Linked DNA regions of Homo sapiens: all the other regions are linked to region 3. The links are chromatin contacts, found by Hi-C in ENCODE. All regions are on one chromosome and are shown on one strand. The core of a region is the stretch at or near the end of the contact, and the rest is flanking DNA. Distances in the headings are between cores, read along the strand shown. Region 1 overlaps LYPLAL1-AS1 (LYPLAL1 antisense RNA 1). Region 2 overlaps LOC101929750 (a long non-coding RNA gene). Region 3 overlaps RAB3GAP2 (RAB3 GTPase activating non-catalytic protein subunit 2).

What was found. Hi-C counts contacts between places; a loop is a spot of excess contacts on that map. Pooled maps may share reads with other maps.
Region 1: a map with no recorded cell type shows a loop between it and region 3 (4-fold over the local background). The contact joins two enhancer-like sites. A Hi-C loop is called at or near these places in 4 of 37 single-sample maps with no recorded cell type and 3 of 50 pooled maps.
Region 2: a map with no recorded cell type shows a loop between it and region 3 (4-fold over the local background). The contact joins two enhancer-like sites. A Hi-C loop is called at or near these places in 2 of 37 single-sample maps with no recorded cell type and 3 of 50 pooled maps.

What each region holds. Positions count from the first base shown.
Region 1 is chr1:219,459,439-219,463,125 of GRCh38, reverse strand. The region is part of intron 2 of LYPLAL1-AS1 (LYPLAL1 antisense RNA 1); the gene reads left to right. Among named protein-coding and RNA genes, the nearest start is that of LYPLAL1-AS1, 96 kb to the left of the region's middle. RefSeq lists an enhancer at 1,878-1,967. Within about 2 kb of position 1,810, at least 2 of the 41 ENCODE cell types and tissues checked have a DNase peak (open chromatin) inside an H3K27ac peak, as active enhancers do.
Region 2 is chr1:221,066,996-221,070,557 of GRCh38, reverse strand. LOC101929750 (a long non-coding RNA gene) reads right to left here. Exons shown (of 7, transcript XR_001738479.2): 3 at 3,456-3,562. Among named protein-coding and RNA genes, the nearest start is that of HLX-AS1, 190 kb to the right of the region's middle. RefSeq lists a silencer at 1,365-1,414. Within about 2 kb of position 1,282, at least 4 of the 41 ENCODE cell types and tissues checked have a DNase peak (open chromatin) inside an H3K27ac peak, as active enhancers do.
Region 3 is chr1:220,217,558-220,221,333 of GRCh38, reverse strand. The region is part of intron 2 of RAB3GAP2 (RAB3 GTPase activating non-catalytic protein subunit 2); the gene reads left to right. Among named protein-coding and RNA genes, the nearest start is that of SNORA36B, 19 kb to the right of the region's middle. RefSeq lists enhancers at 754-823, 1,184-1,233 and a silencer at 1,384-1,463. Within about 2 kb of position 1,338, at least 2 of the 41 ENCODE cell types and tissues checked have a DNase peak (open chromatin) inside an H3K27ac peak, as active enhancers do.

The DNA.
Region 1 (3,687 bases), core at 561-3,060, 760 kb after region 3:
TGGGAGGTTAGGAGGCAATGAAGCAGTAAGAAGAGAGACTACTGAGGGGTGGGATCAAAGGATGGCTCCTTTAGGACGGGAAGATCTTTTATTCTATATAAACCCTCAAAGACAATTTCTTGGTACAGGCTGCTCTTTATTATCTTTTTATTTTCTTCCTAGGACTCCAGGGATTGGCCTGTCATTTACACTGTCAACAGTTCTTGCTTCTGAACAGCATATCTTCCTTCCTAGTGTTATTGAAGACTCAACATCCTTTCTGAGGTTTCATAATGAATTTGATTACCTGATTATAAGAGAAGTGATATAGAAAGTCAAAAATCTCACCCCTGTATGTACATATGTACGTGTGTGTGTGTGTGTGTGTGTGTGTGTGTGTATATATATAAACATAGATGAAAAAGAAGACCATACATACATGTTAACTGTACACTTTTGTAATCTAAGGACAATCATGTTTTATTTACACCTGAAAGACGGAGCAGACTCAGGGAATTTAATCTCAGAATTCCTCTGGTGCTGGAGCTATGGAGAGAAGAATAGGCTTAAACCTCTGCATGAGGACTGGTGACAGAATAACGAGGTGTCACAGAGGCTGGTAAGCCTGGGGAACAAGGCATACTTCTGGAAGAAATGGGAAGGAGAGGTAGCCTGGGATGAGATGATTGCTCTTCCCTGCCGTCCTCACCTTCCTCCCCTTCCCACAAGGAAGGAACTACTGTCCACACCATTATGGCAGCATTTACTCCAACTGCAGCCCTTCACTGACTTCTGACCACTTTCTGTTCTGTCTTCATCTTAGTGATCCTCCTTCTGAGCTTCCCCTTGTCTTATCCTGCAAGCTCCTCCCACCACCCTGTACCCTCTTCCATGGTAATACCGAACAATCTTGTCTTTTCCTCTTTCTCCCTCTACATTCTTTTCAGCTACCAATAACCCCTCCCTCCTTTCCCCTTGCCTCATCCTCAGGCTTTTCCTATTAGCCTTCTGCCAGTTCATTTTGAGTTAACATTCATTACTCTATTAGAAACATGATGGTTAAAACATAATTACCAGCATCAGGGAGCTGACACATTTGTAGATGACATCAGCATGATACAAAGCAGGGAATGGAGAAGTGGAATCTAAGGACACAGAGAAGGGAAACACAAATCCAAAAAGTGTGGATTTTCAGATGGGGTGGGAAGAATCAAGGAGAACCTCATGGAGGTGGTGGCATCTAGTCTGGGCCTCAAAGGGTATATGAGAGTTCAGAGGAGACAACCTTTTAAGTAAAAGGAAGACACCTTAAGAAAATTTCTAACTTGATTATTACATGTGAAAAAGGACCAGAGACCTAGTAAGCCACTGCCACTTCCCAGGAATATGTCCATTATATTTTCACAGGATAAGTGAAAGCGAATCTTTTACTTTTCCTTTGTGGGGACTTCAGACTTCACGTGGAAAGCTCTGATAATATAGCAGAGAGGGTTGGAGTAGCAGAGACAGCTGGATCATGTAAAGGACATACTCATTTTTCTTTTCTCCTTCAATATACAGACACAGGCCCCTAGGAGAAACCCACTAAAGTGTAACTCTTGAGGAAAAATAGCAAATCGAGGGTGTACTCCAGCAACCAAAGCAGCCCTGCAGTCAAGGATACTGGCTCAGGCTAATAAATTCTCTGCTAACAACCCCCAGCGGCAAGGTTGCAATCATGTGGTTCTATTTAACGAAAATATAAACAGAGGCCATCCCATTCTAATTTAGAAGAAGAGAATAGTTAGAATCTGGGGTTCTCAGGGCAATGACTCAGACTTCTGAGCCATTAACTCAAGAGAGAGCCTGTGTTAACATGTACACATTGGGTTGTCTGTTTTGACTTGACTGGTCAAGGAAACAGGCAGGTTAGGTTAAAAAAAGAAAACAACATGCCGGACAGTCAAGAAACAGTGAAACAAATTGTTTGACAGATGATTATTATTTCTGTTTCGGGCTGTCACTTATGTCAAGTAAATCACACCAGTTAAAACAGATGAACTTCATGTTCAGTGTCCTCTGAATGGAGTTCTACCCATCCACCTCATTCACGTAGACACTCCAGGCTTCTCATGTGGCTCTTTCTCCTCTACTTACTTCCTCTTCTATTTTCGTTCCTCATTCTGGTTCTTGTTTTTGCTTGCGTGCCTCCGTTCTTCACTTCCCCCCTCAATGTTTGCTTCATCCATTCCTCAGAGAAAACAAAAAGTTGTGCAAACTTTTTCAGTTCTGAATCTAATTCTAATGGTGTTTCTAATTTTTAAGGCATTATTCCAGAAATCAATCCTGGCATTTACATTTCCAAATTAATAGAAATGTATATATAAACACATTCACATTCCAGGAAAGAGCATCTTAACCATTCTTGCACAAATTCACCACTTTGTTTTTATTTGTACAGAATGGCTGAAGATAAGTTATTTGCTAACACTTTCTAGAATCAAATGGTCAGGCTTATTGTTTCTCCTTAGGTCTCCCTGAGTCCTTATAGTGTCATGCAAAGATCCCTGGGCTGAAAGTCAGAAGATTTCTGTTCTTCTTCCTGTTCCACCACCAGTCAGTGCTTGGCTTTCTTTCTTCTGAGCCTCACTCTCATATTTGAACATCAGAGGGCTGGTCTACTTGAGTTCTATCATTGTAGCATCTTAGTATTGTGATTCTCTAAGGCTCCTTATATAACAGATAATCAACATGAGGCATAAAGACACTATTTCTGTACACATACCTAATGTTATTTTTGGCTTTGTTATAGACCTAATATTGAACACCAAAGCTAAAGGCTGTCTTTCCTACACTTGCATTGAGAAATGACTAATTGTATAGCCCAGATTTCTCAAGATCTCTCCTTCCTGCAGATATCTGTGAGGCATGCTAACATTAAAGACTCCAATGTCACTATTACATGTCCTCTTACGCTGACACAGGTCCCCTCAACCCCTGGAAGTTTTTACCCTACGGACAGTTTTTCCCTACATTCTCATATGGCCACAGATAAGTTGGAGCTTATGTTGTGGGACACAGCTGTTTCTAAGTTGGGGTTGTTGCTGCTCTACTGGGCATGGCTGGTACATTTCTGCTATTCCAGGCTTGACATTTGACTGGTTCAGCAGTCTCTCCGTGGCTGCTGCTAACGCTGTGTTGGGTTTAAAAGCCTGCTCCAGATGCTGCCTCTATTCCATTGTCAAGTATCTTGTCTCTGTGACTGATCCGTAAGGCATGGCATTTTCTCCTGACTGACCACCCTCAGGCAGTTGGCAAGGCATGGCAGACACAGTGCCAGCTCTGCCAGGCACCATGCTGTGACTTCAGGGCACCAAAGCTGTGTGATGATTTATACCCTATGGAAAAGTGGTCAGGGGAGACTTTTTCTTTCTGTTAAGTTCTGCTAGAGGGAATTCCAATGCAGAGTTGCTCATGTCACAAAGTAAAACCACTTCAGCATTTACTTAGAACTCTCTGCTTCCCATCATACTCAGACTAAGCTGAACTGGAGTTAAGGTAGGGATGAATCTCAGACTTGCTGTGTTCGGAATTATCTTCCTCATCCCATGACACAGACTTTTTTACTGAGTCAACCTAATCTTTCCTGGATCATTCCTCTCTCGGGACCAGTCCTCTTCCAGAAAATTTCTCAGTCTTTATGCAGACAAGATTCTGGGGGCTGACACT
Region 2 (3,562 bases), core at 33-2,532, 850 kb before region 3:
GATAGCCTTGGCTCTCCTCTCTTTAGATTCGTACTCAGAGAACTATCTGCTAGTGAAAAGGAAAAGAGTGCAATCTACCAGGCAAAATAGAAAGTTAAGGTATGGAAGGTGCTCACTTTCCAAACAGCTGCTACAGTGCTATTATTAATACTGCCATGGTTATTTTCACGTAGGATATCTAGCACAGAAGGAAAATCAATCTCCAGCCAGGTCTGGGAGGACTCAGAACAGAGCTTCAAGGAGAGCATAACAAATGCCCCAAACTCCTTCTGCTTACTTCACTTAAAGTCTTATTAGTATCATCATTTCCAACTGGGCAACAACCACATCTGCCTCCCTTCTGCTTTCTCAGCCATCGCCAGTGGCAAGTTGGTGGTTGGATATTTTAGGTGGGTTCTATATGGTGGTTTTCAAAATTTTGTAACCCAAAACTTAGCTCTCCCTTCTGCATGGAACTATTGTGATTTAAAATTAGTAGTCAAGGTAGTTCCTCAATTAAGGAGTATTTGGAACAGGGAAAGTCTGCCTGAATAATGTCTGATTCTATACTTTCACGTGAATGTACTCCAACATGTACATCCATAGGTAATTCTGTATTATGGGGGTTATTAAAAAATATAAAGTTTGAAGATATCTTCGAGTCATTTTACCTGCTAGAACAATACTTGTCTAGTATCAGTTAACTGGTCACAAAGGAGAGGTCTTGTCTTACTCTCAACAGTCTCTGATGGTGTCATTTGAACACTGACACATGCAGATATTTTCTCTCTTTCTTTCTCATATGTGGTCTTGTTGAAACTCCACAATAACTGCGTTTGGAATCTACAGTCATATAAATTTAGATCATCATGGGAGATAATTATACTGTGGAAATGATACGATATTTACATGTCGAAAAGGAGTCATAATTCTTCGAAATAGATGCCTGCTAGCTTTCTTAAGAACTCATTTCACAAATTCAAGTTGAAACAAATGAATACATGTTCCTCTTTTTGCTTCCTCTTTTGAGCAATTTTATGATTGAAAAAAAAAGACACATTACCACAATGGAAAATACCTCATTTTTCCATTAAAATGTGCTCTTTTTAAACAGCTATCCCCCCACCCACTTCCCTGTTTATTGGGTTAAAAGGAGCCATTTCTAGGAGACCAAGCCAAAGTCTCAGCAAGGAGGTGGAAAGCTAGGTGCTTGGAAGGCTAGTCTGTTACCTACCCTACACTACAATGACTGTGGCAGCATCAACAACAGCACCAAACCAGCCAGCTGGAAAGTGAGAACAAATCATTCTAGTGACTGACAGTTTGGTCCCCTCTGTGTCCCAGGAGAGGCCAGGCTGATTTTCACCCACAGCGGGAGGCACTGGTTCAATCAGGTCTTCTTGCAGCTAGTGGATCCAGAATCAGAATGTTCTTATACAAATACCACTTTGTGTCCTGAAAAAGAGAGATTCCACATGGACCCAAACTACAGGTGTTTGTACAAGAACATTCTGTGGAATCTCTCTTTTTGAGGATGCAAAGTGCTATTTGTATAAAATGGCTTCATTTCACCAGCAATTTTGATTTCATTTTTCAGCCTAATTTGGGTAAAAAAAATGAAACCAAAATTGCTAATGAAATAAAAACCAATGTTTCATGGGTTGAATTTTTAACTTTTTGTATTAGCCCAACAGCGTCCATCTCTTCTAGTTAAATATCGACTTCTCTCCAGGTAGATATTCTAAAGACAAATGGAAAATTCAAACAAGTATGCTGACCTATAAAATGATGTCGACAAATAGTTTAAAGGGTTGACCAAATACTTTGCTCCTTAACTTGATTCTCTCCTTTTTAGTTAGACAGTTACAGTGTCATCAGAGAGAAAATAAGGAAACTAAAGATTGTTCAGGATTTGGCTCCTCACACTAATTTTATTCTCATGAGTTAAGATTTCCTTGATTCAAAATAGGGCTCTTCCCCTTTTGTTCATCTTTCCACAAGGTTCACACTCTCCTAAGGCCTGGGATTTCTCCTTAGACAGCTTCATCCCTACAATTATCTCAGGATCTGTGCAGATTCTCCACACATGGTGTTATTCATAGCATGCAGATGGGGTATTCCTATTCCTAATAATTTAGGTTAGAAAAGTACATTATGGATAAAATACAGCAATCTCTTAATGATCTCTTCTACATGGATAGCAAGCAGAAGTGCTCATGAATTCTAGGTAATTTAAGTTTATACATATCAGAAAATATTACCAAAAGCTTCCAACCATTTCTCTCTTCTCTCTCTCTCTACATACATTCTCATTCTCTCTCTCTCTCCCTCCCTCAAAAAGTATCTCTGCAGCATTTCACACAAGAAATTAATTAAATCCCATTGATTCTTTCTGGGAAATATGCTACTGAGCAGGAACATCCACTTAAGATGAAAAATACTAAAGGTGAGGAAGAGAAGCAAAAGTTTAGGATAATCTTCATGCTGGATTATAACTTAAATCCTGAATAACCTGGATTTGGCTGAACTTCACTCTTTTTTATGTTGTTTTCTTTTTTCAAATAAACTTCAAGGCATGAGATCGTGGTACTAAAATAGAAATACAGTGGAATCATGTTATTGCAAAAATTTGGCAAAGCTACTGGTGAAATCATGTCCCCTGAAACATAACAATGACATACAGTAAAAGCACAATTCATTTCAATGTGCCCATAAAGAGAGTGTTAGCTGTTCCTCAGAGTCTACACTGTAAAAGGGTTTCAGCATATTTAGTGAACCAACATTCAACTCAGTAATTCTTATCTTGCCAATAGCATATGTGGTATGTTAAAATCCACCTCTCAGTAAATTGCCGTGTGGCATATAAAATGTATTAAAAGTACACGAAGCAAAGTTGTTCTAAGGGTCTGCATTTCATTTTGATGTCTGATCATCGGTGTATTATTTTCCTGTTCTATTATTGTTATTATTTAATTTGTCTATGGTGCTTGATCTTGATGGGGAGAGGAGAAAGAGAACTAGTGGGTGGGATTTTTTTTGACATGTATCAAAGGGGTGATAGACAAAAATAGAGCTGAGATTGTTAAGCCTCAACACACCATGCCTTCTGACACCAAGATTTGTCCATGCCACCAGATTGCTGGGATTTTGCCTCCTGCTCACAATCTAATTACCAGGCTCCAAACACAAATGTGCTAGCATCCCACACAGAACATTAAGTTGATGCTGCTGAGCCAGCCTGCACTGAGGCACAGGGTGACAGGAGTTTCCAGGTTTCTTTCACTGCTTGCTTCCAGTTACATGGTTCCATAGCCCCAACCTCTGCTGGCACAACCAGATTCCTTCCACTGAGCACCATATCATTTCACTCCAGTTAGGTGCAAAGGAATATATCTGAGAACGTGTGAGAAGCCCACAGATTTTCCAAGCCTGTGTTTAAAGCATTTGTGAAGACAAAAAGAAGTGAGATGGCTTACATGTTCCATTCAGTGACATGAATTATCTACGGTGATGGAGGGCCTGTTCCAGGAGGGAGAGGGGAGTGAAGTTGAGGCACTGGCCACTTCCTGCTCTTGATGTCGCT
Region 3 (3,776 bases), core at 89-2,588:
ACGTAATGCAGAATAAATATTTCATCTCCTTCCTTTTTACTTTAACACCACACCCACCTCACTTCAATATGGAAATATCTTCATTAAATATGATTTCCAAAAGAACAAGTTCCCTGGAGAATATAGCCATGAGGACAGTGCATAAAAAGAAAAACTCGAAATAAAACCCTGTATGATAATTTTCTATTCTAAGAAAACAAAAGTTTCCAGTATATGAAGAAATAAACCCAGTCTCAGATGCACTAATATGTCTGTGAGAAGCGGTTGTGGTATAATAACTGAAAACTGCCAGCTATTTTCAAGATACTCAAGTGGTAATGGTGCACCTAGCCCAGCAGCAGCCCTCAGAAGAAGCCAGGGTGCTCTCTCCACGTAGGCCAGTGTGTTAGTCCATTTTCATGCTGCTGATAAAGACATACCTGAGACTGGGCAATTTACAAAAGAAAGAGGTTTATTGGACTTACACTTCCACGTGGCTGGGGAGGCCTCACAATCATGGTGGAAGGTGAAAGCCATGTCTCACATGGCGACAGACAAGAGAAGAGAGCTTGTGCAGGGAAACTCCCCTTTTTAAAACCATCGGAACTTGTGAGACTCATTCACTATCAGAACAGGGCAGGAGAGACCCACCTCCATAATTCAGTTACCTCCCACCGGCTTCTTCCCACAACACGTGGGAATTGTGGGAATTACAATTCAAAATGAAATTTGAGTGGGGACACAGCCAAACCATATCAGCCAGGTACAAAAAATCCATCTTCAGCTTTTGCCTCCTAAAGCTGTCCCATGGTTGGGCTGCACTGTCTTATCCACAAACGGGACAGAGGCCTTTTCAGCAGCAAGCTGGATCCTACTCGTGATGATGCACATGGACTGAGCCACTGGAATACCAGGTGGCACCAAGGACTTCTACTTATCAGGGTCAGCGGTCTGAGAGCCTGGACTTTTTCATAATTGCTGGAACTGGCTGGGCTATTTTGTGCGGATCTTCGGGGACTCCACTCACCTGCGTTCCAGGAGCGAGACTCTCTGAACACCCACTTCACAGTGGCAGGGAAGGGACGGGCTGGCTCTCAGAGCCATGGAGCTTAGCGCAGCCACCACAACGACGATGATGGGGGAGACTGCAGGCAAATTCAGTGTCAACTTTAGTAACAGGGTGGGGGAGGCAAGTTTTGGTGGAAAACCCAAGGTCCCTGGTGGAGCACCTTTAAGCAGTGAGGTGCTTTTTTTGTTTTACATTTCAGGCGTGGCTTGGGAAATTACCTTGTCAAATGATATTATTTTTGGATCACTAGCTTCAAAGGGGCAGTGTTAGAGACTGTGGGCCCCATTATTGGGGAAGTTTTCCAAAACGCTAATTAGTAGGCAAATGCCCTTATGACACAAAACAAAATGATGAGCTTGCATCTTGTCAGCCACTGAATGTGTGCTGATGCTCTATTAGGCTTCCCAGAGCATTGTTGTTTACAGCCCTATTTCTTGCCTGAGCTTTCTGGAACTGGCGCTGGAAATCATATTTTGTTGTAAAACCTAATACTAGCTCATTGTGATCCAGCCTAGAGAGGGCATTTCCTAATCTCCACTATACCAATATTTTCATCAAGTTATTTGTGCTTAGACTTGAGACTTCCCTGAAAAATCTGGCACTGGAGTCACTTCAGATGGACTCACACTCTTTATTCTTGGTTTGTATTTCTGCAGCCCTTCTGGAGCAATACTGTGGCAGTGTTGTACAGGATACATTAAAGCAGAGAGAGAGAGATATGAGAACATCGAGGGTCTAGTCTTTCTCATGGATTCTGACCCACAGGCCATTTCCTCATTCTTCCTCAGACCCCTGATTTTAGAAGTGAAGGACCAGAGTTCCTCTGTAAATTGTCCAGGGACTGTGTGAATGTATGTTGCTTTAAATGTATTATCTATAGTATTGGCATGGTTAGTGAAAATCCACTTATTCTTTTTAGAGCTTGATTTCTTTTCTGGAAAAGGAGGAATTTCACTCAAATGATCCCTGTAGTTCCTTCTGTTTCTGTTAAGATTGAATCATCCTGTCAGTTGGCTTCAAGAGGATTATGACATGTGTAAGAAGGAGATTGTTGATCTGTACAGACAAGCAGTTCTAGGATCTTTGCTTACATTGTCTTGCACTTAGTACTACAGTTTCTTAATTTGTAGATTTATTAAAAGAAATTTGATTTACCTGAGGATTTCTCCCATCCACACCTCCAGCAGTTTTCTGTTTTGAATTTGCTTCATAATATGGTAAAATTTACTCTGGCTGGGGGCAAAATATTATAGCTAAGCTTAAAACAATACATTTTTACCTCTTTATAATTTTAAGGATATTATTTGGTTTGGGTTATTGTCATTAGAGGCTTTTTGTCCTTGTATTGAATCTGATATGTTGAATACTGTGCCTTAGTCACAAAGAAGTTACTTTAGAATTACATGTGACCAGGAGCTTGCAGTTGGAATAGGTATACAGCTGCTCCCCCGTGTGGTTGTGGATCCAAAGAGCTTGTGGAGCTTGTATTAAGAGCACAACACCATTGCATTTTGTGACAAGTTAGCATCGTTCTTTTTTTTTTTTAAATTATACTTTAAGTTCTAGGGTACATGTGCACAACGTGCAGGTTTGTTACATATGTATACATGTGCCATTTTGGTGTGCTGCACCCATTAACTCGTCATTTACATTAGATATATCTCCTAATGCTATCCCTCCCCTGACTCCACACCCCACGACAGGCCCTGGTGTGTGATGTTCCCCACCCTGTGTCCAAGTGTTCTCATTGTTCAATTCCCATCTATGAGTGAGAATGTGCAGTGTTTGGTTTTCTGTCCTTGCGATAGTTTGCTCAGAATGATGTGACAAGTTAGCATCATTCTTGAGAAGCACAACTAAAAGTTTAGATCTAGAATTTTATGGCACTTCAAACTCTAATGATGATATAATAATATTATCGTATTTTCTAACCTATTTTTATAATATGTAATGCTCAGTTGTACATATCCAACTTTACCATGGCAAACTGGGAGGATATATTTTTAGTACCACAGTAACAGAGAAAGTTGGAGAAGTAGAAAGGACATAGAAAATAAACTGCAGTAAAGAATGATGGAAGATTTTGGCTTTTTGCTTCTTTATTCCCCCGTCTTCAGTGGATGAAACCGGAATAAAAATCCACATCAAGTTTTATTCTCAAGTTTCATGTAAATAAAAATGTACATGTATAAGATGGCTAAGCAGGTTAGGGATATCATAATTGATTATGGAATCATTTTTCTGAATTTGCTTCCAAGCAAGTGACATCTATTTCCAATGCTTTTGTCATGGGTAGTCCTTTTGGGACAAAATTCATGTTTGCTTCTGAGATCACTTATAGTCCATTTGTTGGGGTAGCAGCAGCTTGATCATAATCTGACACCGAGTTTTAGGCCCAACTAAGAAGACTATGATACAGTGGTATTCTGTTCTTATATCTCTTTAACTTGTACTTACCATGAATATGTCAGCCAGAATCTTGAACTATTAAATCTTAGTATTACTTAAGAAAAAACATTACTAAGGACTGAATATACTAGCTTTAGGTTGATTGTTCATTGTTATACAGTTTCAGGTGTAAGAATAGATAATATATTATTTAAGAGATAGGGAATGCTGTTATTTACTCCTATATTCTATTAGTGGACTGTGCTACATGTGGAGGTGAAAAATAATATAAGCCATAGGCTTTGCCAACAGAGGGCGTCTCATCTAGTGTGGGAGAAAT